Regions from separate parts of the Mus musculus genome. Here region 2 is linked to region 1. A link is a loop called in an ENCODE intact Hi-C map of the cell type or tissue named here. Cell type or tissue: heart. All regions are shown on one strand. Each heading gives the region's core, and the rest is flanking DNA. Links, peaks and the distances in the headings are about the cores only.

Region 1 (16,099 bases), core at 5,389-13,388:
AGAATGACTACATATCAAACCAAACTCAAATTCTGAGGTACTACCTCTAAAGAGTTCAACAAGTAAGTTAGGAAATATGTGGTGTTGAGAAAAATTCAACTCCTAACATTTTCTCTCTCAAATTTGCACTGTGTGTGGAGGAATGCCCCTGACCCTGAACTGACCAGAGCTTTCAAGTGGTTGGTTCTTTCTTATGCCCACCATACTAACAATGGATTTCTTGTCACTGAAATGTTTGCCATTCTACACTTCACAGGTATCACCATTAAACTTGTATTTTAGCTAAAGTAGGCTGGGAAGTCAAGTCATGCATCAATGGCTTACCAGCCCGTGGTGGCTGAATGGAACTGACGTGGGCTTGTCTGGTAGAGTGCCCAGCCTTAGTCCACTATCCCCTAGTGACTTTTGAAACACTGGGGGTTACTGTTATGTCGAAATCAGGACAGTTAACTTATCCCCCATTGGCAACTCTGGCTATAATATTCGGTGGAGCAAATCTGGTCATTATATTACTTAATAGGCATGCACTGAACCCTCGCTATTGAAAGGGATCAGTAGGTAGAGCAAACAAGGGTGGCTGTCTGTTGAGACCAATAGAAAGAGGTTCATATCCTGCCTGCTGAATGGGCTAGCTACTCAGGGATCTTAAAGAAGCCATGGCTATGCTTCGAGCTACATATCATTAAATGTGAACTATTTTTGTGTTACTCTTATACAGGAGTGTGGAAAATAAATATCATGGATAAAAAAAACAAAACAACAACAACAAAAAAACCAACCACCTGGCATGTAGTTCAATTCTTGAGAATTCCTCATTTTCCTCTCCCTTTCCCGTTGCCTTCTGGGTGTTGTGTGTGCATGCCCCCTCAGCTATTGCTGTGGCCAAATTAGGTAAAATGTTGCCTTTGCTTTAACAGTAATTGCTCATGATGGGAAAGTAATGAATTGAAAGAATGTGAACCGAGGAAGTGCTAATCCCACAAGGAAACAGAAATAAGATGGTGTTTGAAGGTTGGGGTGGGGGAATCGCATGTTTCTGGTTGGCAATCCATCCCACTGGGTTTCCGTGGTGAATTTATAAAACCTAAGAACCTCATAGCTGTGAAACAAATAATTCCTGAAGGGAATAGCTTTAATTAAAATTAAGAAATGTTGAGGCTAGAGATATGACTCGGTGCTTAAGAATGTTGGCTGCTCTTCCAGAGGACCGGGGTTCAATTCCCAGCCCCTGCATGGTCATTCACAACTATCTGTAACTGCAGTTCCCAGGAAATCCAGTGCTCTCTTCTGGCCTCTGTGAGCACTGCAGGCATCTGATGTGCCTACCCACACACAGGGGAAACCCCCATCTGCTGAAAATAAAAATAAAGGGTAACTAAAGGAGATATCTTCTAGGATTTGAAATGCAAGCACGAACAGGTGAAGAGACAGAGGGATAGGAAGAGCACACTCAGCACTTGAGAGATGGAGGCAGGCAGATCTCTGAGTTCGAGGTCAGCCTGGTCTACAGAATGAGTTCCAGGACAGCCAGGCTACACAGAGAAACTCTGTCTTCATAAAACAAAATAAACCAAACAACCTCAAAAAGAAAGATTATGAGGTAGATAAAGGAGATGACGGCAGAACCATAGATCCACCCCCCAGGCCAAAGACTCCTGGAAGAATAACAGTTCTTCCTTGGCTCCTTCCTTCCTGAAGGCTGTGGTTTGAGCCTGGGGGCTGCATGGGGAGGCGCCCAAGTTCATGTGTCGGAAATTTATCTCTGAATTTTTATGTTAATGGTATGTGAAGGTGCCACCTTTGGGTAGCTACTTAGGCTTAACTGAGAGTGGGACATTTTACCAAGGAGCTACTGGCATCATGACGGAAACATGGCCATCACATAGCACGGATACTTGGAGGTAGGGTGTTTCGCTTGTTTGTTTGTTTTTGTTTCGTATCTTGCATACGGATATTCACAGTGGGTTTTGGTCACTGTGACTTCTGAACATGCTGATCATTTGCAGAAGCTGCTCAGGTCAGTGCTCTTAGCACTCTAAAAGTCCAAGGGTTGTGATGACCAAATAAAGTTAGCTTGCCTTTAAAAAAGAAAAAAAAAAGAAAAAGAAAAGAGAGACCCGAGCTAGCAGTCTTGTATGGGCCACATCCTCTGCCATGCTGTGATGTCACAGCACGACTGGGACCAGACGCCAGCACCACAAGGATTCTTGCACTTTGCAATCTGCAGGATCATGAGTCAAGGGACCTACCTTCTTTATAATCACGTGATCTACAGTACTGACTTGTAGCCACACCATACAGACCAGCAAGTCGGCAAGAGGCTTAGAGATAGAAAAACATCTTTAAATCCTGAAATTGGTTTCTGTTTAGAGAACACAAATTGAATATACTACAAATCATCTTACCTGGGAGTTGGGGGCTTGAATAGTACAATACCACCCATTGCAATCTTAGCTTGCCTACAGCTAATTTTCTGGTTTCCTTGTTTCCCCTTGTCTTCTGTTTTTGTTTTCTTTCATGGTGGTAGTTATTATTACTATTGTTATTATTATTATTACTATTATAGTTTTATTTTTCTTATATTATACTTTTCTCCATTTCTGTTAGTTTTCTTGAGTTCCAGGACAGTCAGGGCTACACAGAGAAACCTGTCTTGAAAAACCAAAAAAAAAAAAAAAATCCATCATTTATTTATGTGTGTGCGCACATGCTCACGTGCGTACTTGTGCATGTGTGTGTGTGTGTGTGTGTGTGTGTGTGTGTGTGTGTGGGCATGTGTGAGTGTGCACACTCAGAAGCTCTCTGAAGTTAGAACAGACTGTTAGATCCTCTGGGGCTGAGGTCAAAGACATTTGTAAGCCAGCCAACATGAGAGTTTGGCACTGAACTTTGGTTCCAAGAAGAACCTTAAAGCCCTCAGCTGTCTTTCTAGCATCTACCTTTTCCTTACAGAATTGCTTCAATTATGGGATTGAAACATAACTGCAAGGATTTCATGTGACTACTTTTGAGTGAATCCTTACTTCATATTCTTAATTAAGAACATATTATTGACACTTTTATTAGATGAGTTGAACATTTATGTCTCTCAAAAGCTAAACTAATTAATATTGTTTAACTAATATCACTAACATTAATTTTTGTCTGCTCCCTAACTTTTTCTCCAGTGATATATTTTGCATTCACTGACTTAGGGTGAAGAAAGAAGGACATTAGTATGGAAAGAGAAATTTCTAGAAGCAGTGTGCTAATTTTCTATGTTATCCTGTCATACCTTACATTTTCAGGAGTGGAGATTGTTATTTGACCATGCATTAAAAAATTCTGCAGATTTTCAACATTATTTTCAAAACATGTATGTAAAGAACCATTCTGCCTTCATAATTGTTATAGCTACTTATAAAGACAAAACTGTAAAGACAAAACATGACTCAGGTTAGAAGCCAGCTGGGCAGACTGGGCCAGGCTCTCCTTTTCCCTTTTCTCTCGCAGAAACTATAATTCAATTTCACTTTTTTTTCACAGTTTTAAAAGACTTCAAACTTTCATAGTCCATGGAGTCTATCATTTTTTTGCTTCTAAGCTTGTTTTTGACACTCCTTATATGCAAAATTCTATCTCCTGTATTCCCGACAAGCTTTCATCCACTAGGAAAATAGCCATTTATCTTACAAGGTGAATCACCTTCTCTTTGATGGCGGAGTAGATGAGGTTAGCCAATCAGCACTGAGCAAATGCATCTGCATTTCTGCAACCTGTAGGGACCCTGGCAGAGCACCCACAATGCTCTCTGAACTTCACTGTTTGGGTCTTCTTCCGCCCATTAGATAGCAAAGGTCGGAGGGTAGGAGACTCATGGCACACTTTGAATTCCACACAGAGAGATGCACATGGGAAGAAAAGCTCAGCAAGTCGCCAAGCAGAGCTGTAAGGGAGAGGAGTCATGGTACTTGAATGTACGATGGAGATAATGACGTAAGTTTGTAGAAACAGGTGAATGAATGAGCAGGAGAAAAAACTTTATTAGTCAACAACAACAAACCAAGGAGCAAGAACATAGTGGGCACACTTTTGGGGGATTAAAATAAGAAGTTTTGCGATCTCAGAATTTTTTCAATGAATCTGCAATGTTTATATTATATCAAGCCAGTGTTTAAGGCTAGTGGTAAAACTTCTTGTGTCTGTGCATGTATTTATGCATGTGTGGATATGTACGCATGCGTATGAACATGGATGTGGAGGTGAAAGGTTGGATAGCTGCTTTTATTAGTCTCCACTTTATTGTCTGAGACAGGGTCTCTCACTGAGCCTGACCCTGGAGCTCCCTGAGTCCTGCTAGAGCAGGTGATCACGTCCCAGGGGTCCTCCTGTCTTTGGGGTTCCAGGCCCATGGTACCACACCCATCTTTCACATCAGTGCTTGGGATGGGAACACAGGTCCCCTGCTCTTGTAGGCAGTGCTTTTCTGAATGAGCTCTTTCCAGTCACAAGAGACGAAACTTTCTGACGAGAAAGTACACATATAAACTGGGCTGATGTTCATCGCAGCAGGACTAAGTGTTAAACGTTACCTCAAATACTTTTAGAGAACGGATTCATCAGAAACTGAAATTTTCAGTTGACCTCATCACTAGACCTGAGGTATGAAGAGGTAGGTCAATCTGGCCTTGGCCGCACAGCTTGTATTGGAAGAGAAATGGAATGTGATGGGCCGTCACACACAGAGACATAATACCCTGAAGTCTGTGTGCGTAGGCGTGATTCCTTAAAAATAACGACGTTGTATAGACTTGAATTAGTTTCATTATGTATTATACACACACCTTATCCACCCTACGTGTCTTTTAAACCTTATTCAACGTCCACCCCTCGGAGCTTGAAGGTCCTAGTAACCAGCCTCACTCTGAAACATGAGTGCTGAGATCTCGCATTTGGAGAACAAGTGTTGCGTGCTGAGCCTTTAGAGTGTCTTACCTTAAACAGTTGTTTTATTCACAAGGAGAGTGACCAGAGCGCAGATAGTAAGACAGAGCCTCTGTTTCCTCAGCCAATCAGGATGTCCATGTATTTGGAGAGCACAGGAGCCACAGTGGGGACAGTTGTTTTCTGCTGCATTTGTTGGTCTCTACCCAGTGTCCGTTCCCCAGTCTCACACCACCGTGCTTTTCTTCCCTAACGGAGCAGGATCCTTCAAGTGAAGGCTGGGTCCCCTTGCCCAGTGGGATGCATGAGCACTGTGCTGAGTTACCACCACTCGGATGGAAGGCTGGGCATTCAGTGTGCTCTCCGGCGCATACTCCTTACTGGGATCCTTGCCCCGGCAGTCATACAGCACACAGGAGACGAGGAACACCAAGAGCAAGATGACGTAGCTTGCGACCAGGATGATGAGGTTCAAGGTGACAGGGTCGATCTCCAGGTAGAACTCCATCCCCTCTCCCACAGTGGGGAAGCGTGTCTAGAGAAAGGCATTTGGGGTCAGTTTGGACATCGCAGGGAGTAAACACAAGGGCTACATTGACTCTGGAATAAAAATACAGTAATCTCCACTGCTCCGGGAAACCTCGGGGATTAGAGCTGCTCAGTTTAATAACTTAAGCTCTTTCGGTTAATACCTTAGCCACTGACACTGGAGAGAGGAGTGTGGGAGGGAGATGGAGAGGGAATGAGGAGAGAGAGAGAGAGAGAGAGAGAGAGAGAGAGAGAGAGAGAGAGAGAGAGAGAGAAAGAGAGAGAGAGAGAGAGAGAGATAGATTTGAGCAAAAGTGTTGCTAATGAGGGCATAGCCACTAACCTGGATTGTCAGAAAGCCATGACATGTGTCCCATTGCTGGCCTTTACCTCATGAAAGCTTAATGTGAGTTATGGAGTGATATGGGGTGCCACGCCTTGGGGATTTGCATCAGCATTGTTTTCTTGTTTGTTTTATTTTTGTTTTTGTTTTTGCTTTTGTTTTTGTTTTTCAATCAGGAGTTAAGTAACAGTGCCCAGTAGGTAGATTTGCTGTGGTGGTTTGAATAAGAATGGTCCCCACAGAGGCCTGTGTTTGAATAATTGGTCTTCTTTTGGTAGAACTGCTTGGGAAGGACTGGAGGTGTGTGGCCTTGTATGAAGAGGTGAATCACTGGGAGTGGGTTTTAAAGTTTCAAAAGAGTCAAGACATTCCAAGTGTGCCTCTGTCCACCTTATTTATTTATTTATTTATTTATTTATTTATTTATTTATTTATTTATCCACCTCTTGCTTGTGGCTCAGGATGTGACTTTTAAGTGTCCCAGATGCCATAGCAATTCCTGATGCTGGTGCATCGCCATCACGGATTCTGATCCCTGGAAAACGTTAGCTCAATTAAATATTGTGTTTTATAATCTGCCTTGGTCATAGCGTTTGTCAGAGCAATGGGAAGATAATTTAGATATCACCATCCTTCATATTTTTTTTCTTTTCACTTGTCAGTCTAAATATCCTTCTGAAACAGCTCCTAGGTTTCCTGATCTTCATGAATGGAATTGTTTCATAGTTCTGGAGAGAGAACAGATATTAAACAGTTCATTGCACAAAGCATCATTTAAGGGTAATGGGGTGGGCTGGAGTCATGGCTCCACAGTTAGGGCACTTGTTGCTCTTGAAGAAGAACTGAGTTCAGTTCCCAACACCCATGCTGAGTGACTCACAACTGCCTGTAATTGAAGCTCAGGGAGATGTAGTGCCTCTGGCTTTGAGGGCACGTGTACTTGTGTGTACGTTTTCACACACAGGCATACACATGTATATATAATTAAAAATAAGGCTTAAAATGTAAAAGATAGAGGTTAGGAATACATTTATATATGGACTAGAATAAGTTATTCCTTTATTTATAAATTTTCCTACCTCACTTGAAGTCCTGTCCCATAATTACCCGGCTTCTCTTCCTTATGACTGACACAGATGCTCAAGCCTCTTCCTAGAAAGCTCCGTTGTTGTCATTTTGAAATTATTTGTATTGGGTCCCTGTCACAGCAAATCTTCATTATTAACTTGCCTGGATTTAGAATCACCTAGTTGATTAGTGGAGCTCATCTAGGGGTGTGTCTGTCTATAAGAGCATTTCTAGAGAAGATCAACCCAGGAGGGAGACTTACATTAAATATGGGTGGTGCCACCCAACAGGCTAGTAGTCTGGACAGAGAAAAGGAGAGAAGAGCGCAAGGTTAGTATTTCACCGTTCTCTGCTTCCTGGACCATGGCATGGCCTTCTCTGCTCTACTACACCTTCCTTGCCGTGATGCACTGTTCCCTCCCAATCCACCACCCGAAAGGAGTCCTTCCTGAAGCTGCTTCTGCAAGGCATTTGGATACTATGATAAAAAGCTAATTAAGAACTTCCCACAATTTATTTCCTTTCCTTGGTTTTAGTATGTGTATTTTTGGTCATACAGGACATCAATGGCCATTTCCCTAATGATAATGGCAGTCTCTTGATGCGCCTAGTTAAAGGCTGATGCATCCAGAGGTTGAGGTTGGCAGGTTTTTTTTTTTTTTTTGTTTCATTTTTGATTTAGCATTATTAAGCTCTAGTGAGCAACTTCTTGCAGCACCCATTTGTGAAGAACTTCCACAGGAACCCGAGGATTCAGCAATGCTTTAGAGGAGTGGTTCTCTGGTCCCATATCAGATATCCCGCATATCAGATATTTACATTGTAATTCATAACAGTAGCAAGATTATATTTATGAGGTAGCAACATAAATAATCTTATGGTTGGGGGTCACCATATTATGAGGAATTGTATTAAGGGGTGATACCATTAGGAAGGGTGAGAACCACTGCTTAATCTTTAGGAGATCTTTTTCCAAATAAAATATTCTATGGCTTAGTGGTTCTGGACTCAGAATGAGTGTTCCTCATAGGTTGTACATATGGGGCCATCCTTCTTGGACTCCATTGAGCTTCTTATTAGTGCAATGCCTGTATCATACCCAGGCTGACCTGGCGAAGATCTTTGAGACTTGAATCTTGGAGTCTGCATTAATAGGACTCTTCATGGATAATTTTGCTATGTAAGTATACGGAGTCTTCAGCATAAACTATGAAAGCAAAGTCTATGGCCATATTGCTTTGAACGTGCCCAGTCTCTTTCTAGTCTTGGAAGCCAAGCAGGGTTGGGTCTGGTTAGTATTCGGTCGGAAGAATAAGAAAGCAGAATGTTTGAATGGGCCTTGAATATCAGCCAAGAGATAACCCAGGATGTGTTCAATACATAGTCCAACAACTGCTCGATAGATTTGGAGAATTAATTTGGTCAAGAGGAAATCCTTTTCTTGGCAACACTTCCTGTTTACCAAGCTCCTAGGAGACAGGTGTTATAAATAGAGTGTCAATCTATTGAGCTCCTGTGTCTCACTGTGGGAGAACCATGCCTTGCTTTCCTCTTGAAGGCAGATCTATAGAAAAATCCATTTGCAATCAGGAAATTTCTTCTTGAGCACAGGACCCCAGTAAGTGGAATTGTCTTGAGTCTGCCAATCACAGGCTGGGGCCAGGCTTAAAAGGCTGCAGTCTACACCACACCCTCACCTTCTTTGCTCTCACTGAACTCTAGTATCTTAACTTTTGTAGTTACCTTGCACCTCCGAGGCCCTGGCATCACCATGGAATAATACGGGACATTTTGGCACCTTTAACCAGATACATAAATAAGTGTGAAAACTGAGTGTGAATGAAGACTCCTAGTACTATGGTCCATATTAATTAAAGTGGCTACTTTGCTCTTGTAAGTTGGGGTTGCCCTATAGGTTCCAGGTTCCTTTAGTGATAACCTCGATTCATGATGGTAAATCTGGCCTGGCTTCCCTTCACTCATCAATGTAATTGTGACGACTTTTCTCTTGGTGTCCTATTAATATTTGGATTAAGATTATTGATTACCTCTCTTGGCCTCAGGTTTTTAGCACCATCAGCACAGACATTTGTTCCTGTTGTTATTGTTGTGTGATTGCTCTGTCTCTGCTTAAACTTCATTTTCTGACCAGCTTTTCCCTCGTAGGTCTGCTTCTTGTAATGTCCAAGGTGAAATGAAGATGAAGCCTATCTCTTTTATTTAATCAATACTAAGATGCCTGCTTTCTCCTTCTTCTCCTTCCTCTTCCTCTTCCTCTTTCTTCTTCTTCTTCTTCTTCTTCTTCTTCTTCTTCTTCTTCTTCTTCTTCTTCTTCTCCTTCTTCTCCTTCTCCTTCTTCTCCTTCTTCTCCTTCTTCTCCTTCTTCTCCTTCTTCTCCTTCTTCTCCTTCTTCTCCTTCTTCTCCTTCTTCTCCTTCTTCTCCTTCTTCTCCTTCTTCTCCTTCTTCTCCTTCTTCTCCTTCTTCTCCTTCTTCTCCTTCTTCTCCTTCTTCTCCTTCTTCTCCTTCTTCTCCTTCTTCTCCTTCTTCTCCTTCTTCTCCTTCTTCTCCTTCTTCTCCTCCTTCTCCTCCTTCTCCTCCTTCTCCTTCTCCTTCTCCTTCTCCTTCTCCTTCTCCTTCTCCTTCTCCTTCTCCTTCTTCTTCTTCTTCTTCTTCTTCTTCTTCTTCTTCTTCTTCTTCTTCTTCACATTGTGGTCACCTTGTCCTTTGGGCTTGTCTTCTTTCATTGTATGAAGCCTTTTCCTTTTGTGCCATCTAGTGGTGACTGAATAAAGAAAAACAACTTGGCAATAGGTCAAGGATGGTGGCTGGCAGAAAAGGGGACTGTAAATACTAGTAACAAGCTGCTGCATTTCCAAACAACCCCTCAGGGTGGTCAGGATGTACGAGTTCCTTCATTCGCTGTGAACATTAACTGCACACTTACCATGCTGGCAGATGCTGGGGAGCTTTGCATTTGATTTGTGTGACTGTGGCACACATGCGGTGTTGCAGAGCTTGGGGGAAGGGTGAACCTCGGTCCCACCATTTGAGACTTATTCCCTGAATTTAGGAAAACTGAAGCTTAGAGAAGGGGTGGCACTTTATTTCCCAATTCTCTTCTCTGTCTCCTCTTCCTTCCTCCTCTTCCTCCTCCCCCACTCCTTTCTCTTCCCTTGTCTCTCCCTACTGCCTAAAATAGGGATCAAATATCTCTATAGATACTCTATACTCGGGAGGGAGACATTTATAACCCATAAGAGAGGTACCCCATCAGTTCTCACTTGTATTCACATATATTTGTACTAGAGTCCATTTTGACTGTGTACCAAGAACATTTCTTGAGAAATATGCACTCTACAATGTTGCAACACTATTGCATTTCAAGGTAACCAGAGTCTGATGTTTAAAATACCAAAATAATCTTTTGTATTTTAAATGTTGGATGGGAACTTATTCCTGGTATTAAGTACAGAGTTCCCTATGTCCTAAAAGTCCAAGGTTAATTTTTTAAAATGTCAGAGGCAAAAATATCATAAACCTACAAAAATTATGGGAGATTTCATTATTTTTTTAGTTGAAGATTGTGGCGGTTTGAATAGGAATGACCCACATAGACTCACCTGTTTGAATGCTTGTCCCATAAGAAATGGTGCTGTTAGGAAGAGTGACCTTGTTGGAGTAGGTGTGGCTTTGTTGGAATAGGTGTGGCCTTGCTGGAGGAAGTCTGTCACCATGGGGGTGAGCTTTGAGGTCTCAGCCAGTTCATTTCCTGCTGCCTTCAGATCAAAATGTAGAACTCTCAGCTCCTTCTCCAGCACCATGTCTGCTGGCATGCCACCATGTTTTCCGCCTTGACAATAGTGGACTGAACCTCTGAAACTTTAAGACAGTCCCAATTAAATGTTGTCCTTTATAAGAGTTGCCATGGTCGTGGTGTCTCTTCACTACAATAGAAACATAAGTCAGACAAGGACATTTAGGTTCAACAAAGTAATGTTTTCAGGCCAAACAGTAAATGACAGAAGGAAGACTAGAAGAGTTCTTTGCTTTCCTTTCTTTTTTTCCCTTTTTTTGGATGTGCTGGTGTTTGAACCCACGGCCTTGTGCATACTAGGCAAATACTCTACCTCTGAGCTACATCCTCTACCATAAGGTGAGATTATATATATATATATATATATATATATATATATATATATATATATGTGTGTGTGTGTGTGTGTGTGTGTGTGTTATTCTTTATTATATCATAATATAGAATATTTTTAAAATAATATTTTATTAATTCTTTGAGAATTTCATAAATGTATTTTGATCACATCTACCACTCTCTCAACTCCTCCCAAATCAGCCCCAACCAACTTTGTGTTTTTCTCTCCCTCTCTCTCTCCTCCCCTCCTCCCCTCCCTCTTTGTCTCATCAAGTCCCTTTGTGTTTCACAACTACTCTTGAGCATGGGGCCTGCTCTGGAGTGTGGCTGACACACCACGTGCCCCATCATTAAAGAAAACTGACTCTCCATATTAAGTTTTTGTGAATTGTTTGAGAATTGTATTCATGGGTGAACCTTTAGGATGATATTCAATTGCCTCTTGTCCCTAGTTCCTTCCAGACCCATCTTCCACCCATCAATATCTTTTAACTTCATATCCTCATCAAAAGAATAACACGTAAGTCTAACTTGTGCTGCCCACATGTTTGTGGGTGTGGGGCCATCCCCTGGAGGGTGCTGGGTGGACCACGTGCCACGCCCTTCTCAAGGAAGGACTCTGTGACTCTTAGTCTAGAGCTTTTTGTGCTGATGTTTCTAACTTGAGTGGAAAATCAAAGGTTACACTCTGCAGAGCAGTGGTTCTCAGCCTTCCTGATGCTGTGGCCCTTTCATACAGTTCTTCATGTTGTGGTGACTCCCAGCCGTGACATTATTTTCATTGCTACTTCATAACTGTAATATTGCTAGTGATGAATCATAAGGCAAACATATTATTCAGTGGTCTTAGGCGAACCCTGTGCAAGGGTCACTTGCCCCCCTCAAAAGGGACTCTACCTACAGATTAAGGACCTCTGCAGTAGCAACTAGTGCAATAGTGGCAGTGCCAAACAATGTCACTAATCTGCATTCTCAAACGATATCACTGAAGACAACTTCCAGCTCTTCCAGCTCTTTATCCCTGTAAATGCCCATGTGGCCCTCTGGCAGCCTCTGGAGAAATACTGTTACATTTTACCACTGAACCATTTCACAGTCCTCTCACTGCCCTGGGTGGAACGGTATCCCCTTCCCAAATTCACACCTATCTGGAACCTCAGAATATCGCCTCATTTGGAAACAAGGTATGCTGAGTTGAGGTACTTCTAGATAAGACTGCCTGAATCTGACACTGGTACCCTTAGTAGCATAGTGGAAGGACAAAGAGACACTGGGAGACAGAAATGCCATGCAGAGATGGAGGCAGAGATGGGAGTGCATAATTCATGGAACATGTAGGATTGCCAGCCATTACTAAAACTGGAAGAGACAGGAGACAGAGCTTCCCCCTGAACCTCCAGAAAGAAGCAGCCTCTTGACTTCAGACATCCGGTCCACAACTGAGGGGTTGAAATTTCTGCTTTAAACCATCTTTTGTGTGTGTGTGTGTGTGTGAGTTTCCTTTTAAAAAAGTAACACCCCCAGAGAATGAACAGACTATGTGTTTACTCTCTAGGTGATATCAGATGTGGCTCAAAGAGAATCGTGGTTTACAAGATTTTTCAGGGTCCTCCTAGCTTTACTTGGAGACTTGCTCCTCCTGGTGCTCTGCTGGGCTCCTGGCTCCCTGTTCTCAGGTATGGCTGCAGAACAAAGCAAGAGAGATGAAAGAAAATGCTCGTATGTGGAATTTACTTCCATAAAAGATAGAGACCTTCTGTTTAAAATAGCTACTCCCTGGCAGCGTTCATGTAGCCTTTTATAACTTTATGGTGAAATTCCTCAGAAGACACAGAAAAAAATACCCAGGCCTATAAAAATGATGGTGAACAACATTGTAGGGGGAAGTATTTTTTAAAGAGGCTAGGGTCATGCCTCTCTTCTCTCCTTCTCAAGAATTATTGCAGTTCACTTTCTTTCCCTTTCTCATCCAGGATTTCTAAAGGTGGTGACTCTTAGGAGATACTCAGCTTTGAAGAGCCAAATCCATCATTCTTGAATTCCTTTGCACATTTCAGACATCTATACCAACATCCAAGAATTAGGAACTACAGGCAGAGCAGGGGCTCCTTTAAAAAATTCAGTGTTGTGCAGCAAGAGACTAAGAACGCTAAGCCCTCAAATACAAGACAAGAAGACTGAAGGATTAAGTATCTTTCCTACTTGTAAGGCAAGGAGACTTTAAAGGGGGTCCCAAAAGGTGACACACATTCAGATGTTAACCTGTGCCCCACCCCAATCCATCATATATCCAGAGAAAGTCTAGAATCACGCAAGAGAGCATTCGAATACAGAAAAGGCTAGGCTTTGGTCCATGTAATGGAAGGCTGGCAGGTTTATGAAGATGCTCCTCCTTCCTTTACCCCATTCCCACCCTGCATGTGACACAGAGCAGCAATGTTTTGAATAGTTAAGTGCAGTCACTGAGAGAGGGGCGAATGGAAGATACTGGTGACACTTACAATGGAATATATGTCCAGACAATATAAGGGTCATAGCCAAGAGTTTTCGAGACTCCATGATGAGACTGGGTTGGCAAAGTTGAGAGATAGGATAGAAAAGGATATGTAATTATGCCAATACACAATTATTAATCTATAGGAGTCTCATAGAGTGGGCTGTAGTATGGCTCAGTGGTTAAGGGTACCATCTGCTTTCATAAGAGGACCAGGACTAAAGTCTCAGCACCCACATGGTGGTTTATAACTATCTATAGCTCCAAGCCCAAGAGATGAGACACCCTCATATAGTGGCGCGTAGACAAGTTGGGAGTGGGAGTGGGAAAGGGATCAGATGTATCAAGAGATCGTCTTAGGATGAGTTAAGTTTGAGATGCCGAGGAGACATCTAGGTATTGAGCATGGATCCTAAGGGAAGCTCGATGCTGTAAACCCAGACTTCAGAGTCAACAACATGCAACACTCTGCACATCACAGAACTGGATGAGAAGTCTTGAAGGAAGCTAAGAGAAGCCTCATTTGGAGGCCCAAGAGAGGAGAAGAATCAGTAAACAATGAGGAAGAGGAGAGACCGGTGGGGTAAGAGGAATCCCAGAACACAGCACCACGAAAATTAAGGGAGAATAGACTCTAATTAATAAAGGTATGGAACCAGTCGGTTACAATTCACTAAAGGATAGGCTGGTGAGATGGCACAGTGTGTAAAAGTATTTGTCAGCAGGCACAATCTGAGTTTAATTTCGAGGACCCTCAGGGTAGAAGGAGAGAACTAACATGCATGAGTTGTCGTATGACCTTTATGGGCTGTGCCCCAACACAAGATAAATGTAATTTAAAATGCAAATGACGCTAAGTGGTTGGGTAATGAGACTAGAGAGTTGGTAATTTTACAGTCTTCATAAAAACTGAAGAGTATTCCAGAGGAAGGATGGGGTGAGAGTGGAAATTCTCCAAAATAAGTTGACAAAGAAACTTAAAGCAGACAGTTGAGGCAGTGAGTGTAGATTATGGATGCCTGGAGGGTTTTAGCTGTGAAGGATTTCAGAACACGGGATTCTGTTTGGTTCAAAGATGAACTACAGAGAGGCATGCATGTGGGTCCATGGGAACATTCCAATATAAAAGGACAAAGGGAAGCCCATAGTAGCAACATCTTTGGGCAAAGATGAGATTCAGAATCAATGTGGAACGATGGACCCCATTCAGGAGTGGGGCCACACTTCTATAGTGTGCTGGCTGCATGTCAGCTTGACAGAAGCTAGAGTCATCAGAGAGGAGGAGAGCTGAACTGAGAAGATCAGGCTGTATGGCATTTTCTTAATTGGTGATCAGTGGCATTCAACAGAAGTCAGCCATCCAGTTCTGCTGCGCCTCTGAGAATTTATCAAGATGTCTTAGCTCAAAGCAGGCAGATGGTTTGTTAGGCAGATTAGAGGTCTCATCAGGTGAGCAGAACAATGTGTGTGTGGGGGGGGAGGGGGTGGCGGGGGGGGCATCCATAGAAAGTGTTGGGATGTGAATAGTTCTGACAGTAGATCAAAGCCTCCAAGCTGGGTGGGTGGGGAGGGTGTGTGTGTGTGTGTGTGTGTGTGTGTGTGTGTGTGCATGTGGCTGGGAAGTGTGATAAACGGTGGGGCTAATGCAATGATGGTCCCTGTGTGGCCAGGAGAGAGTTACGAGAAGGAGTGACAGTCAGTGTCTTGAGAGGACCAGAGGTTGGTAGCTGGAACCAGGCAGTGCTGGAATAGAGAGCTTGGAGTTCTTGGTAGTGACAAGGCTGAGAGCATGGGGAAGGTGCATGGCTATGGTGGGACAAAGGACGCCTCTTTGGAGCTGAGCTAGTTAGTGGTTTGTATGACGAAGTTTCAAATTTCCAAGTGGGTTGAAGAAGTAAGAATGTAGAGAACCAACTGAGCTGAGTGCTAACATATTTCATCAGGGATGGAGGGTGGCTAAGGGCAGTAAGAGGCACTTCGCAGATAGCTGTGGCCATGTGTCTGTTAGTAGCATACTATCTCAGGATCTGATGGAGAAAAGAGAAACTGTTGAAAAGCGATAGTTGGGATGACGCATTTGTCTGCTGAATGAGTGAGCTATGGCGTGTGTGGACCTGCCAGCTTCGTGTAGCATGAGTGGACATGTCAGCTTCCTGCGACTGCTGTAACATGTTAGCACAAGCTTTGCTGTTAGAACTCAGACATGCTCTCACAGTACTAGATGTCTTTTTTGTTTGTTTGTTTGTTTTGTTTGTTTGTTTGTTTGTTTTGAGACAGGGTTTCTCTGTGTAGCCCTGGCTGTCCTGGAACTCACTCTGTAGACCAGGCTGGCCTTGAACTCAGAAATTCTCCTGCCTTTGCCTCCCAAGTGCTGGGATTAAAGGCGTGCACCACCATATCAGGCAGTACTAGATGTCTGAAGTTCAAAATTAATACCACTGGCCACCAGTCAAGGTATTGGCAAGTTTGTGCTTGAGTTAGCACTCTGGAAGAGGGTCCTTTCCATTTCCCTCCCTGCCTCCCCACCCTTCCTACCATCCCTCCCTTGATGATGATGATAATGATGATGGTGGTGGTGGTGGTGATGGTATT
Region 2 (16,099 bases), core at 3,360-11,359, 230 kb before region 1:
GTCCATGGAGAGCACTCAGTGGTCCATGGAGAGCACTCCGTGGTCCATGGAGAGCACTCAGTGGTCCATGGTGAGCACTCAGTGGTCCATGGTGAGCACTCAGTGGTCCATGGTGAGCACTCAGTGGTCCATGGAGAGCACTCAGTGGTCCATGGAGAGCACTCAGTGGTCCATGGTGAGCACTCAGTGGTCCATGGAGAGCACTCAGTGGTCCATGGAGAGCACTCCGTGGTCCATGGAGAGCACTCCGTGGTCCATGGTGAGCACTCCATGGTCCATGGAGAGCACTCAATGACTATGAGTGAATGACTGAGAATGTTCAGGTTCTGGGTGCTGCTGTCTTGGCCAGAGAAATATGAAGCACGTGTCTTTCCCATGGCTTACCAGACAGTCTCCTCCTTTGCCATCTACAACAGCCAGCTGGACTTGGCTGAAACCCTGCCAAGTGCCACTCCAGTCCACCGACGTCTTTGTTCTCCACTGAATTTGCTCTGTCCCTTCTATCAGATAGGAGGAGTGCTTTGAGTGTTTGTTTGTTCTCTTCTATCACAGATTCAAGCTATCATCATTTCTCCCGTCTTTCTCTTTACAAATGACACGAGTCAGAACAGTCAGCTCGGTGGTTAGGAGTCTCTGCTCTTTCCGGGGACCAGGCTTTGGCACTCAGTACCAATATCTGTGGCTCACAAGCATCTGTCACTCCAGTCCCAGGGGACTTAACTCCCTCATACATCCTCCATAGGCACCAGGCATGATTGTAAGGGACATTTACACAGGCAAAACATCCTCACTTATAAATAACATTTTAAAATGAAGATAACAAGACATACTACACGGTAACATCATACCATGACAACACAACAGCAACATAACCTGCCCAGTCCTGGGCTCTCCTCATTTCTAGAAGGGCGGCTCACCTGGTGATAAGGATCTCAGCAGAGGAACTGGCTTCTCAGCAGGCCTCAGAGCTGTGCAAAGGGTTTCCATGGTGATTCCAATGAAGAGCCCATTCCAGTCCCCTTCCAAGATGACATATACACCAGAAGAGGGGACAGTTGGAGTCAGGAAGGGAGCTACCAGAAGGGGACAAAAAAGCTAAGGGAGGGTGGAGTACAAGCAAAGAACAATGACACACAGGCATGGAGATGGCATCCTGACACCTATTAAGTAACAGTATGAAGCGCAGGCAGGCAGCAAAGCAGCAGGAGGTGCAGGCCATGCAGTGCAGAGTTAACCAGAAACATCTGGACCATGGGGGCTCCCTGCTTTGGATTAGCTATGCATTTTTTCACTGGCAAGATGGAAGGAGAGCCCTAGGGATTGGAGCAAAGCCCTGATGAGGGTTAATGTCTTCAAAGCTGAGGCCCCGGCTTTGCTCCTGTGTTCCGTTCCTCCCCATCTCGAACGCTTCTCTTCTTCATGCTCTTATTACAGACTGGAAGCCACCCTGCCCCTCTTTGTGTCTCTGAAGCTGATTGAGGGATCCCGTGGCCTCTACCTTTAAAACCTGCTTAGAGACTGGTCATCCCTCCCTACTACTACCAGTTACCACTCTGTACTAGTTGTTCTGCCTCAGCTCTAATGACGTTCAGGCTGGATAATTCTTTTTAAAGGGAGGCAGCCATACACTGTGAGGCAGCATCTCTCATATGTATCCACTCACGAGGAACACATACCAATCTCTCTGTGGTGGTTTGAATAAAAATGCTCCCCCACCCCCAATAGACTCATATGTTTGAATGCTTGGCCCACTGTGAGTGGCACTACTAGGGGGTGTGGCCTTGTTGGAGGTCATGCATCACCATGGGGACAGGCTTTGAGTTCTCTTATGCTCAAGCTATGGCCAGAGTGGCACAGTCTGCTTCTGCTGCCTGCAGATCAAGATGTAAAACCCTCAACCCCTTTTCCAGCACCCTGTCTGCCCACATGCTGCAATGCTCCCTGCCATCATGATAGCGGATTAAACCTCTGAGAATGTAAGCCAGCCCCAATGTTTTCCTTTATAGAAGTTGTAGTGGTCATGGTGTCTCTTCACAGCAGTAAAACCCCAACTAAAACACCCCTTTCCCCCTAAGTTCTGCAAAACCAAACCATGTCTAGACATTGCCAACTGTTTTGCAAAGGAAAAGAATTGTTTGGTTGATAACCACTGCTCCAGAGTGAGCTCTGCCAGCTTTCCCCAGGATGGCTTCAGCACTCACCTATCTCATCTCCCTTTAACAGCCCCGATCTCCTCTCTCCAGCCTATTCTACTGGCAGAGATGATATAATCTGGATCCTACATCAGGTTAGTCCTTGGCTCACCACCCTCCCAACACCCATCGTCATTGAAACCCTATCCTTCAACAGATTAGCAAGCCCTACCTTATCTGTACCAGCCCCACCGCACATCACCTACTTCATTGCCTCTCTCCTCTGTTCTGTGAGCTGCAAGCGCCATAGCCCTCTCATTTCCTAAAGGCTAAGCACAGTCCTGCTGCAGGACCTCTCTGCTTGCTGATGCTGGGTTCTGTGGAGGATGCGTAGAATAAGGTATGAAGAATGTTTGACACGGTGTTTGTCACACCATACACTCAGAAATGGGAGCTAATGTCTCATTTTGATGTTCAGTTCATGAGACATTTTCCCAAATCACCATTAGTTGCTCAAATATATTTTGGTAAGTGATTCCTGGAAGAGGCTGTGAAATGGCTGTAGAAGAGAGATTCTCAGATGAGTATCAGGGTCAGGTATAGAGACAGCAAGGGAAAAACACATAGAGAATTACCTGTTCTGTCTTTGTCTCTCTGTCTCTCCCTCTCCCTCCCCCCCCCCCACATACACACACACACACACACACACACACACACACACACACACACACTTTTCCATCTGTCCCTTTGATGGAATTCTACATAGCACATCACATTCTGGTATCGTTCTCTGGGGATCACTCCTGAATCAATGTAGATGCAGAAGTCATTATTGTTTCCCTCGAGAGCTTCCAGCTATTTGGGATGAAGGAAGCCTGAGATAACATGCTGTGCATGAATTGACAGAGTAACTAATATCACTATGGACAGTGCAGGACACAAAACTAGCTCCTACAGATTTATTCATGTTCCTAAATGAATACCTTCATTGTTCCCTTAGGTACCAAAGCCAGACTTTAGACAATGCATATCTAAAATCAATACATACCACTTTTTAAGGCTGGTTTGTAAAATAAAGTTAATGTTTTTGCTAATAATAAACCTACATGACTCTAAGTCCTCATTCCTGACAGAGCAACTGCACTCTTCTCTACCCTCTAACAGCCTGTTATCAACTCAGTCTCAGTGGTCATAGGGAAAGTGTTTAGAGGTGTCTAGCCCTATTCTGGCATGTGTTGAGTGAATACAATATGTTGTTGTTATTCCTACCATCAATATGTTTTCTGGGATTTCAACTTGCCATGGAAGTCAGACTTTGTTGAGCTGCCTGTGGCAAAGGACACACAGTTAAAGTTGCTTGCCAGAATCCCGGAGCCTTTTCCTGGCATCAGATACAATTACACTTACGCTCTCTCTTTGACTGAGGCCATGCGAGGAGTTCTAGGCAAAGCATCGTGGAGGCAGCAAAGAGTCATCTCTAAGCTAAAGCAGTTCATTGCTTTTGCTGGTCCTTTGAACTCTATTTTCGCTGTTTCACTAGAACAAAGGATAGCTGAGCCGCCCATCTCAGTCCCCAACCAAGAACAAAGATGAGATGGAGCGTCACCCAGTAATGAACAAGAAATACGTCTTTACTCTTTCAACCACTAGGATGTGTGTTTCTTTGTTACTGGGACTTACCCTGATCTGTCCTGACTTATGCACATCAGTAGCTTGACGTCTGAGAACAATGACAGCATAGCTAATGCATCACCAACGCAGGAAGCCATAGCTTACAGGGAATGCAAAAAGAATTTCCCCATTGGGCAAGAGCTGTCACTACATAAGCATAATCATAAAAACCTAGGTTTGAATCCCGATCACCCACATAAAAAGTCAAGTCTGGGGACTGGAGAGATGGCTCATTGTTTAAGAGCCTGGTTGCTCTTGCAGAGGACCAAGCTTTGATGCCCAGCACCCACATGGCAGCTAGCTATCATCTATAATTCCAGTTCCAGGGAGGTCTGACGCCCTCTTCTGGAGGTCTTTTGAAGTACTCTTTTGAAGGTACTGCATGTACATGGCACACCAACATACACAAAAGCAAAATATCCATACACAAAATTAAAGATAAATCAATCTCAAATTTTTGTTGCTGTTGTTGTTTTTGGTTTTTTGAGACAGGGTTTCTCTGTATAGCCCTGGCTGACCTGGAACTCACTTTGTAGACCAGGCTGGCCTCAAACTCAGAAATCTGCCTGCCTCTGCCTCCCAAGTGCTGGGATTAAAAGTGTGCGCCACCACGCCTGGTCAATCTTAATTTTTTAAAGCCAAGTGTAGCCATAATTCTAACACTTAAGGTATCAATGGTGAGGTGGGGACAGGAGGATCTCTGGGGCTTGCTGGCTGCCAGCCTAGCTCCAGGTTCAGTGAGAGATCTTGCCTCAAGGGGATAAGGCAGAGAGTAATAGAGCAGGACACCCAGTGTTCTCCGGTGACTACTGTGTGGGAGTGCACACTCATGCATATACATACTCATAAACACACACATACACACAGAGAGAGGGAGAGACAGACAGACAGACAGACAGAGGTTGTGGTTTATTTGGGCTTGAAGGAACACAGTCCATCATGAAAGGAAAATAGTGGTGGCAAGAGCATGGGGTGGCCAGTCACACAGTGTCCCCAGCCAGGAAACAAAGATGAATGCGGACATTCAGATCACTACCTCTCCCTCTCCCTGTCTCTCTCTCCACCTCCTACCCCACTTCCCTCTCCCTGTCCTCCTTCCCTTCTCCCTTTCCTCTTCCCCCTCCCCTCCCCCTTCCTCCCCTCCCCTCCCTCCCTTGTCCCTTTCTCCTCTACCCCCTCCCCTTTCCCCTTTCTATTCAGTCTAGAATTCCAGCCTATGGAACAATACAGAAAACATTGGTGGTGATGGGAGGGGTGTGTCTCATCTCCTCAATAAAACTTCTCTGGAAACACCCTTGAAGACACACCCATAGGTGTATCTCCTAGGTGATTCCAAATCCAGTTAGATGATAACGAAGATGGACTATCAAAACCACTTTCTCTGCAAGGCTTGATCTTGGTGAGAGACCAATTGCTGGAGAATCCCGTCCCAGACTCACAAATCCTTACACACACATGCCTGATTATCAAACGGACAGCTTTCCAGATCATCCACATAAATCCACATGTGTGTTGACAGCTCAGAAAGCAAGGCTTGCAATAGAGAATAACACCATGGATAAGAAAGACTTTTGAAAGAAAGAAAAGAAAAAACATACAAAGAAAAGGGGCTGAGTCTCTAGCCGTCGGGTCACACTTAGGATGCCCTCAGTGTACTATGGTCTTGGAGTTGCCTTCAGGACCCACACCCACTGACTGTCTTCTTCAGCCAGTCTCTGCCTGTGCTCTGAACATATGCCACACGGCAGTCGCTTCTACAGTGGCTCTTAGCCGCTTGCTGTCTACAATCCTTTACTGTTTGCCAAGAGCTATCTACTTGACTGTACTCCCTTTGAGTTTGGGGACTTGGTCATGGATGTCTTTTGGGCTTCTTGTTTGTCTCCTTGTTTGTTTTGTCCCGATCTTTTATTTTCCAAAAGTGTTTGTCCTTCTACATATAGTAGGTACTGGCTGCTTACTGTACGGGTAGATCAAGGAAACCGCATCTCTACCGTGGTGTCTGCAGACTTCCTTTTTTTAGAATTCTGTCAAATCAGCAATGCTGATTTCTCCTGTCTGTGGTGGTGCTTTCAGTAGCAGAGGAGTTCTTCTGTTCTGATGCTAAACTGGAGAAGCGTACAGCAAATACGCTGGCTGCCAATGTGCAGAAGGACACACGTTGTCCTTCAGTTCATCCCACCGCTCCTGGAATAGCAGTAGTAGTGTGAGGGACACAGCGGCCGTCTGCCCACCTCTCCTATCTTTGGTCTGTCTTCTCTCCGTCTCCCAAAGTTCAGGGGCTAGTACATTAATCCAAATGAATCAGAACAGGTCCTACTCATGTGTCCTGCGGAGGGTTCAGACGTGCACATTAGCCATAGCTCAAGCCAATGAGTACGGGGAAGGCTTGATGCCTCTGGAAAGAAACAGTGCAGAAAATGTGTCATGGCTGGAGCCGCTGAAAGCTCTGGCTGATGGGTAACAGGAACCCTAACTACCCTGCACTGCTTTGCTGATAACTCAAACTACCCAGGATGGCTGTTTTACTATGTGTTTTAGTTCTGCAGCTTCCTCATCAGAGGTCTTGCTTGGTCTATTTTCTGTTCTTTGCAGACAACCCCAGCCAGTACAGAGTAACCACAAAACTTAAAATCCTCTTTACTAACGACTCAGCAGAGTCATTGGGAGAGTGAATGCTAATAGCAGGTGGGAAACAGCTTTATTATGCAAATATATATCTCTGGGAATCCCTGGGTAATGCCCCTCCCCACAACCCCACCCCATAGGCCCAACTTGGGAGGCTCTCAAAGGTGTTGAGACACTCAGGTAGTTTAACTCAGGAGCTCAAAACTTCGCGTGCAGATTATCAGAATGCTTTATAGCCATTCAGACCCGAGCTGAGAGGAGCTGGCAATGAAGCAGATATTGTTAAGGAGATGAAAATGGTTCACATAAAACCCCAAAACTGCGCACCCAATACAGTTAAACTGTTCAGGTTCTTTAAATGCTAAAAGCAAGCTAGTCCTATAAGGTACAAAATTTAAGTTACTCCAGCACTGGTAGTCACTAAACCTCTGTTCTCAGCCTCCCAAATCTTTTCTCTACCTTTCTAGAGTTAGTGGGTTCTGGGAGGGGTGTTGAGGAGTTCATGTGGGTGTAATCTTTCATACAAGTGCTAACATTTTATACACTGTTTATAGTTGTTGGGTTTTTTTTTTTTAGTCGCATAATGAAAAAACAACGGTCGCTTAATGGAGCCAGGAGTGGTGGTCTATAATCTGAGCACTCAGGAGGTTGAGGCAGAATTGCCACTAATTTGAGGCCATGTGTTGTGCTACAGTGTCAAACTGCTGCCCGCCTACTCCCTAAAAAGGATTAAAAGCACATAAATATATCTTGAGGATTTTCCTGCCTGGATGTCTACAGAGCTATTTCCCAGTTATTGCTCTTTCCAAGTGTGGTCCAACCATCTTCCTCGTTTCCATGAACTGAGCTCGTTGATGTGACGCTGTCTCAGGCATTTAGGTTATTTTACCCCCTTGCCTTGGCTGCGGCGTTATGATGCTTCTAGGGGGGCCTCAATTCCCAGGATAAATTCCGAGTTACAGATTTCCAAGGGCTGTTGAAACTCCTAAAAGTCCTTGAAGTCTGAAGAGCTGAATCTGACGCTGCAAACTTCAGATCCACGTTGACCAAAGCAGCACCCGCGCACCCCGCGATCTGCACCCGCTCCTCCTGCAGTGCAGCCCCTGGGCTGTGCAGCCCTGTCCCGGACGCCCGGGCACGTGCGATTCCACGTGAGCCTCCCGCCCGGAGCGCAGGAGCCCAGTACGCATGCGCCTCCCGCCACTGAAAGTAGGTCAGGCTCCTCCTCTCACGTGACCCGCTCCCCTTAGCTACCCTCGGCGCCTCCCCGCCTGGGCGCAGCCGAGATGCGCTCGGCAGTCAACGTGATGGGGCCGGGAGCGGGCGGGCGCGGGCAGGGGCGGGCCAGCCGCGGGAGGATTTGTAGGTTATCCTCCCTTCAGAGCTCTTGATCGGGAGTCGGGCGGGCAGAAGCGAACGCCGGGCGATGTGACTAGGAGCAGAGCTTGAAATTGGAGTGGGGAGGAAAGTGGCCTGGGAACGCATGTCACAGGCAGGCTGACTCCACTGGTCTCCATCTACAACACCGTTTGCAAGGAAAGAGCAAACCTGGGTCACCCTGAAGTGAAAACAGTTTCAAGGACCCTTTTGCAATCCTTTGCCCCAGTACCTGAGGGCAACTCCTATGTTCGGGTAAACAAAGTTTGAAAGAAAATACAAAGGAGGTTAATGGAATTTTGCAGGAATGTCTCACAGTCCCCCTTTCTAATCTTCCACCCACTAACCTCAGAAAACTCCCATTCCAAAGCACACTTTCCCCTTTCTATAGGAGGTTGTGGAAGAAGTGGGGTGATGGGCAGAAAGGGTTGTGACAGGGGTGGATATGGGCTGTGAACCCAGTTCTTAGACAGCTGAAGCCAAATGGTACGCATTCGAAGTAATTGCTTCCTGTGCCCCCTCTCTGATTTATTATTATTATTTTATGTTTTACGTATTCACTTTGCATCCTGCTCACTGCTCTCCTCCCAGTCAACCCCCTCCTCCCTCGCCTTCTCCCTCTGACTTTGAACTTGTTGCATGCTACCTCTGTCTCAATGAGTGCGATCCAGAAGAGAGACTGACAGGCCAAATCAATGGGTTACCATGCAGCAGGCTATATAAATCTCTTGACTGAGGTGTGCCCAGGAGTTATGTAAGTAGGGGAAGAGGGGCGTCCAAGTGCAGGGGTGGGTACCCTGAGTTCTGAAGGCTTAAGTGGGAGTGAGCTGGCAGAGACGCTAGGCAGAGGGGGTGGGAAAGTGTTCCAAACAAAGAGAACTACTAATGGTTGCATAATATTTCCCTGGGGAGTTTTTACTAGAATTGTCTTAGCCATGCGCATGGCTGAAATGTATATTCTTTTTGTGATTGTGATTCTAAGCTGGCTATAAAAGAATGTCCGTGGCCATGGTGTTTCTCTCCTTGGTCTTAGGAAACTCCTGTGAGTCAGATTGCCATGAAAAATACATGCAACTTTCTTGTGACCTTTTCAGAACTGAGGATGGAACCTGGTACTTATACTAAGTAAACAAGGAGTAGACCATTAAGCTACCTCCTCGGCCCTATGTATAGCCCTGGCTGTCCTGGAACTCACTTTGTAGACCAGGCTGGCCTTGAATTCAGAAATCTGCCTGCCTCTGCCTCCCAAGTGCTGGGACTAAAGGCGTGCGCCACCACCGCCCGGCTATTTTTTTTTTTTGATAGATACTATCAAATATTTTCTTAAGTAGTACCAAAATAGCAAATATTGAGTATTACTGTTAACTCTTACACATTAGCATTAAATTATTGTAAGATATAAGATAGCATTCAAGTGGTAACTTGCCAGTTATTTATTAAAAATCCACTAGAGCTAGTGAGGTTTATAAGAATGCCATAAATCACAATGCAGGCATTTCTAAGTTCTGTGAGCTACCGCAAGGCTAATCAGGCTTAAGTTTGGAAAATGAAAAAAATGTCTGATCAGTTCATTTAATCCATACTGGGAATTATGACTGGGGGGCTGGAAAGGGGGTGCAAGTAGAATGAACTCCTTGTTGTGAATCAAGAATAACAGAGATGACAGATTCCCCCCAAGTCACAACAAGTGACAAGATGTGTTAGCGCTCTATTGCTGTGACAAATTTTTGCAGAGAATCAACTTAAAAGGAAAAATTTCTATTTGTGGCTTGCCATCTCCAAAGTTTCAGATGCATGGTCACTTGGACTTGCTGGCATGTGGCAAGAGAGTACCTTAAGCCAGGCAGTGGTAGCACACGCCTTTAATCCCAGCACTCGGGAAGCAGAGGCAGGCGAATTTCTGAGTTCGAGGTCAGCCTGGTCTACAGAGTGAGTTCCAGGACAGCCAGGGTTACATAGAGAATCCCTGTCCCAGAAAACAAAAGCAAACAAACAAAAAATAGTACCTTAAGGTTAGGGGTGCCCGAGGGGGATACTGTTCTCCTCACACAGCTGGTTAGGGTTAGGACCTAAGTTTGGAAAGCAAAAGGAAGAAATACGATTTCCCAGAGCCCTTCAAGGACACACAACCAAGACCTGACTCCTTTCTAGTCCATGGTAATAGCACCTCAGGCTGTCAATCAAACCTTTAGCACAGGAACACTCAGAGAACACTCCAGATTTGTTTTAACTTTTCACTACAAATGTTAGGGATGCTACAGTGGACCCCGAGGCATCTAGGCAATGTACTAGAAGAAGGCTGGGCAGGCATCTGATAATCTCCAAACCCAGGCATGCCTGCCATGTCCCTGGACAAAGAGAAAATATTATGGCATTCAAAGAACATTTGGAGCACACACCTTTAGTCCCAGTAGAGGAGGCAGAGGCAAGCTGATCTTGACGAGTTCAAAGACAACCTGATCTACAGAGTGGATTCTGGGACAGCCAGTGCTACATAGAGACCTTTGTGACAGAAGATAACAATGCCACTGAAGGAGCCACATGCCGTTGAATGTGTGATTTCTGCCTGCAACATCCTGCACTATTAAGGAAAATGGGAGTAGCTTCAGGCTGTGGTCCACATTATGGACATTTTCCTAACGTCAGTTCTACATCTTGTTTATCCATCCATCCTGTGCTTTCAGAGTGGGTAGGGAGATCTACCTCCCCTCAGACTCAGGGGTTGCCGTGGACAACCTGAGTCAGTATGGCAGGGTAGTGCCTATCACTCTATTTCTTTCTAGGTTTTTTTTTCTTTAATTATTTTTATTTTTTATTGTCATAAAAATAAAATCGACCCTTGACATAAAATTCATCAGTTATAGGAAATGTTAAGTTTTACAGTGCATTCCCCATTGCATAGGGTTCTAAGACAGCTCTCTGGAGATTACCTATCTCATTTACCTAAAACTCCATGTTCATTGGTTACCAGCTCCGGTCAGATTCTATACCGTTGTAGATGCTTTGTAGATGTGGAGCCGGGAAGTTGGCGCCTTTCTGAGAGTAACTCATTTCATTGAGTGTGACGTCCTCAACTCATCTGTGTCCTCTCACATGGAAGATTTTCCTTCTTGTTACATGTTACTGAGTTATCCTACCAGATGCTCAGACCACATCTTTCCTATCCCTTTATCTGTCGGTGGACCATTAAGTTGTCTCCACAGTTCCCATCTCTCCTCACACATCATTGTTCTCCATATGAGGATTTGGAAGGAATGCAGCAACAGCTCTTAGAAAAGGCTGGCTTGACGCATACAGTAGTGTCCAGTGAATTTCTGCTCATGTTGCTGCTGCTTCGTTTACAATGGCTGGCTAAGGCAGCAACGTTCCGGGGCTTCCTTTAGCCCTGTACTTTGTCTGTGACTGAGGCCAGCCAAAGAAGCATGGATAGTCCTTTATGCCATTTTCCTGCTCTGGTGGGGAGGACAGCCCAGCCACTGACCTAATAAGCAGGGGTGGAGAAGGCCACTCCTCCATCAGACTACACTCACAGATGGTTGAGTCAAACACATACTATTTATTGTTTCCATCTGTAGGATATTTTTGTTGTTGTTATTTATTACCCACAAAGTCACCCTGATGCCGTGCCCTGGTCTACATGTCAACTGAATAATAATACTGGCTTTTTCTTTCTGAGCATGAACATGATAAAGTTTCCCTCCATGCAGATGAAGGCTATGTACAGCGTACCCATATTTTCCTGGGGGCAGTTAGAACAAAGTGCTCTGAAGCCATTGAAACTCTCCAGATTCATGGGTTTCCTCCTTCCTCAACCACAGATGAGCAGCAAGGACTTCTGAGAGACTCTCCCAGAGCAGCCAAGCTGTAAGGAGGAACTACCTAGAAGAAAGAGAGATCAATTAGCCAAGCCTCCTGGAAAAGGCTCAGACCAATTGAGCTGTCAGGAAAGGCACTCCCCAACCTGTTGACCTGCCTGCAGGTTGCCTAGCTTTCATGAAGTATCACCATGTTGGGGTGGGCCTTAGTAATCCAGCTGTCTTCTAGTCATTTCTGTAAGTAACCCTCATACATACTCCTGTATGTAACCCCCATAGAACACACTGGCTCATCAAAATGGCCATTCATATTGTCCTTAAATTGGTCTACTATTAATTCCCTGTCTGGGGCTCAGTAAATATTCCCATGTCTCCCTGGGAATATGGTCACGCAATGTTGTAAGACTTGACCATATAAGTTGAACAACACAGTTCAGCTTATAACATCTAGCAAGATATTAAGAATATAAGATGTGCTGTTTGTTGTCAGACACAGACCGTATCTTAACTACCTTCTCTACCTTCTGTTAGGGTTTGGAGACAGAAGAGAGAGTGAACTTAGAAAGGCCTCATCTGAGAATAGATCCAGAAAAAAAAACCAAACAGCACGTGAAGTTTTGGCCAGCCTACAAACACTAAATGTTTTCTCAAAGAGCAATTCCTGTTGGGTGTCAGGAGAGCAAATGGAAAGGACACCCCAGTGTCTTACTCCTCGATTGCTGCTCTATGGATGCCATAGAACTTGTGATTCCATTTTGTCCTTTCTGACTTAACACTTCTTGGCCAGACTGCTGGTATTTTATTGAGCAGTGGGCTCTCCGTTCTGAGCGTGGCTAAACAGTTATTTGTGTGCGGCTTCTAAGTTCGGTAAGGTAGCATACTCAAAAGGACTAAGAGCTTGGCTTACATTTTGAGATTGGCTGTTGAATTGAGTAAGTTGTAAGGATGACCTGTGTGACACAGACATCACTTCCATTCAATCTCTCTTCACAGGAAATGAAGCCATAGGTATTCATGGTCTCCAATGTTGACCCATTCGTCATAGTATTGAATAAAAAGAAAGCATTTTGTTTTCTCTGTTGAGCTTTGTTAATAAGTGCCTCTTGTATTATTTCCCAAACCCTCTCCCAGCATGCAAGTGGCCAAGAAGCACTCCCACCACCACCATGTCCCATATTCATGCAGACTGTGTGTGTCTCCGAGAATGAAATGGTCCAAACCTCTTATCTTTGTGGATCTGATGGTGTAGCTGTGGAATCTTCTTTCTCCTACCCTTTCTATACCACTCTTTCAACTTCTGTCTTAGTTAGGGTTTTACTGCTGTGAACAGACACCATGACCAAGGCAAGTCTTATAAAAACAACATTTAATTGGGGCTAGCTTACAGGTTCAGAGGTTCAGTCCATTATCATCAAGGTGGGAGCATGGCAGCATCCAGGCTGTCATGGCACAGGCAGAGCTGAGAGTTCTACGTCTTCATCCAAAGACTGCTAGTGGAAGACTGACTTCCAGGCAACTGGAATGAGAGTCTTAAACCCATACCCACAGTGACACACCTATTCCAACCAGGTCACACCTATTCCATCAAGGCCACACCTCCAGATGGTGCTACTCCCTGGTCCAAGAATATACAAACCATCACATTCCACTCCCTGGTCCCCATAGACTTGTTCAAAAACATGAGTCTATAGGGGCCATACTTAAACATAGCACAATGCAAGTGCATTTAGCCCAACTTTCAAAGTCCTCATAACAATGTTAAAAGTCCAAAGTTCAAGGTCTCTTCTGAGATTCATGCAACTAATTGACTGTAATCCCCAAAGCAAGGCAGGGAACCAACTGGGCAAACTCCAAACTTTGCACCTCCATGGATGATGTCAAAGCAGTCTTCAGATCTACACTCCTTTTTTATCTCTGTTGACTGCAACAAACTGCTTTCTCTTGGGCTGGTTCCACTCCCTGTTAGCAGCTTTCCTCAGCATGTACCCGATGGCTCTGTCATCTTTAACATCTTTGAATCTTCAAGGCAATTTTAATGTTGCAGCTTCATGTTTCAGTGTTTGGGATTCCACTTGATCTTTTGGACTCCTCCTAAGGGCTGAATTCACTTCTCCAGCTCTGCCCTCTGTAGCACTCTAAGCTCAGGTTGATCCACTCCACTATGGCTACTGTTCTTGGTGATCATCCAATACACTGGGGTGTTCCACTCCAATTAGGCTTCATCAATAGCCTCTCATGGGCTCTCATCATGGTGCCAAGCCTCAAATCCTTTGCAGGACCACTTCAGTCCTGGGCCATCAACTACAGCTGAGGCTATACCTTCTATACCTTCTCCAATGGCCTTCCATGACTTCTCACAGTGCCAAGCCTCAGCTGTTCTTCATTACACCTTCATGCCTTCAAAACCAGTAACACCTGGGTGATTCTTACACATTACCAAGTCCAGCTGTAGCGGGAGGTACAACCTTGGCTATCTCTGGAACACAGCTTCTTTGTGCTCCCAGAAAACAACTCTCAGATTTCAACTCAGTGATGCTGGTCTCTTCTTAATCATTGCTAATGTCTTAGCTCCAGCTAACTAGCATCAATTGTCCCAGTAGTTCCTTCCATTCTTAACTCTAGAGCCAGAGCCACATGGCTGAAGCTGCCAAGTTCTGCTGCTTACAGGAATTAGAACAGGACCCGCTTGTACTATTACATTGTCACTGGCTTTCTGTTTTCCAAATCCTTCACTGCCTAAGCTTGGCTATCCTGGATCTTGCTCTGCAGATTGACCTTGAAAACAGAGATCAGCATGCTTGTCTCCTGGGATTAAAGGTGTGTACTACCATGCCTGGATCTAAATTTAGCTGGGTAGGATCTTGCCCCAAGGTCCCACTCCCTTAATCTGTTATCTCCTAGAACACAGGATTTTGCTCCATTTCACTTCCTGGTACTCCTTTAATACTTAAACCATATATTTTATATTTTTCCTTTCTAAGCTTGCTATGCTTGTTCAAACTTCTCTTCATAAGACTTAACCAGAGAATAAAGTCTCTGCTGGGCTTTCTTGAAACTTCCTTTGAGAATGCAAATACTCTTGAGTCTCTTCACTTTAGTCTCAGACAGACTTTTCAGACAAGGGCAAAAAGTAGCCACATTCTTCACCAAAATACCATGAAATGCCACATATTGAAATTCTTCTCCTTTGAAATCTCTTGGGCCAGGTCAACACAGTTCAAATCACTCCCAGCAACAAAGTCTTCCATATTCCTATGAGGATGACCCATTAAGCCCCATTTAAAGCATTCCACTGAGTTCCAAATCCAAAGTCCCAAAATCCATATTCTTTCAAATAAAAGCATGGTCAGACCTATCACAGCAATTCCCCACTCCCAGTACCAACTTCTGTCTTAGTTAGGGTTTTACTGCTGTGAACAGACACCATGACCAAGGCAAGTCTTATAAAAACAGCATTTGATTGCGCTGGCTTACAGGCTCAGAGGTTCAATCCATTATCATCAAGGTGGGTGCATGGCAGCATCCAGGCTGTCATGGCGCAGGCAGAGCTGAGAGTTCTACATCTTCATCCAAAAGCTACTGACTTCCAGGCAACTGGGGTGAGAGTCTTAAGACCACATCCACAGTGACACATCTATTCCAACCAGGTCACACTTCCAGATGGTGCTACTCCCTGGTCCAAGAATATACAAACCATCACAACCCCCTAACCCTAGATAAGAGACAAAAAATGAATAGAGAGGAAAAGAAAGAACTCCCTGAATAAATTCAGGGGTCAAAAAGGAGGTGATTGTATTATCATTAGCCTACTTCCTGTTGATAAGGGGCAACAGGTCCTTGGAGCAAGTTTGATCTTTCCCTGTCAGCATATCTAATTTCTTCTTGTTGTTTTTTCTTCTTTGCACACAGCTACTTAACAAACCACAGCCAACCACAAACAACAAACAACAATCCATCAACAACCTGCCCCTCCTCTTGGGACCCTAGCATTTATGTACCTTCTGAATAGTCCCCAGAATTCCAAATGTCACACTGTCACAGAAACTATCTGCAGCTGGAAAAATCAAGCTCCTGCTAGACTATGAAGCAAATCATGGCTGGCTGCTGTGGACAGTCTGAAGCAGCTCCCATACCCCACACCTGGGATTAAAATGAAAACATAGTCTTATAATATTTCTGAGTTTCAAAAGAAATCAAAGTTTTGCTGTATGATGGTCTTTATTTCATAGTGTAAATCTATATTTTTGCCGAAATGAGGAAAGAAAGAAAAATTACTTGTGATGGGAGCCAGGCAGCCAAGGAAAGTAATTTATTATTGCTAACCAGGGTTCCATGGATACATCCCAAGAAGGAAATGCTCAGTCACAGAGGACATTCACCAAGGATGTCCTTCAAACTCATTTGTGAGATTTGCTAGATACACTTTCTCATGACTCCACTCCTAAAGAAAAAAAAAAGGCTGGTGAAGGGGCTGCATGT

The links. Peaks named below come from ENCODE experiments on the same cell type or tissue, not always from the same donor. Only the 100,000 strongest peaks of a DNase experiment are listed, where the experiment ranks them.
Region 2: it touches region 1 in a loop (3-fold over the local background); 2 of 42 quality-filtered maps call a loop at or near these places.

The regions. Positions count from the first base shown.
Region 1 is chr11:90,177,111-90,193,209 of GRCm38, reverse strand. No RefSeq gene overlaps it. Among named protein-coding and RNA genes, the nearest start is that of Gm42089, 40 kb to the left of the region's middle. In heart, for the core only: a CTCF peak has its summit at 9,653 (motif pointing left); no DNase peak of the experiment used is centred there; H3K27me3 peaks cover 147 bases.
Region 2 is chr11:90,409,675-90,425,773 of GRCm38, reverse strand. No RefSeq gene overlaps it. Among named protein-coding and RNA genes, the nearest start is that of Hlf, 27 kb to the right of the region's middle. In heart, for the core only: no CTCF peak of the experiment used is centred there; DNase peaks (open chromatin) are centred at 7,693 and 8,523; H3K4me3 peaks cover 1,081 bases; H3K27ac peaks cover 1,067 bases; H3K27me3 peaks cover 264 bases.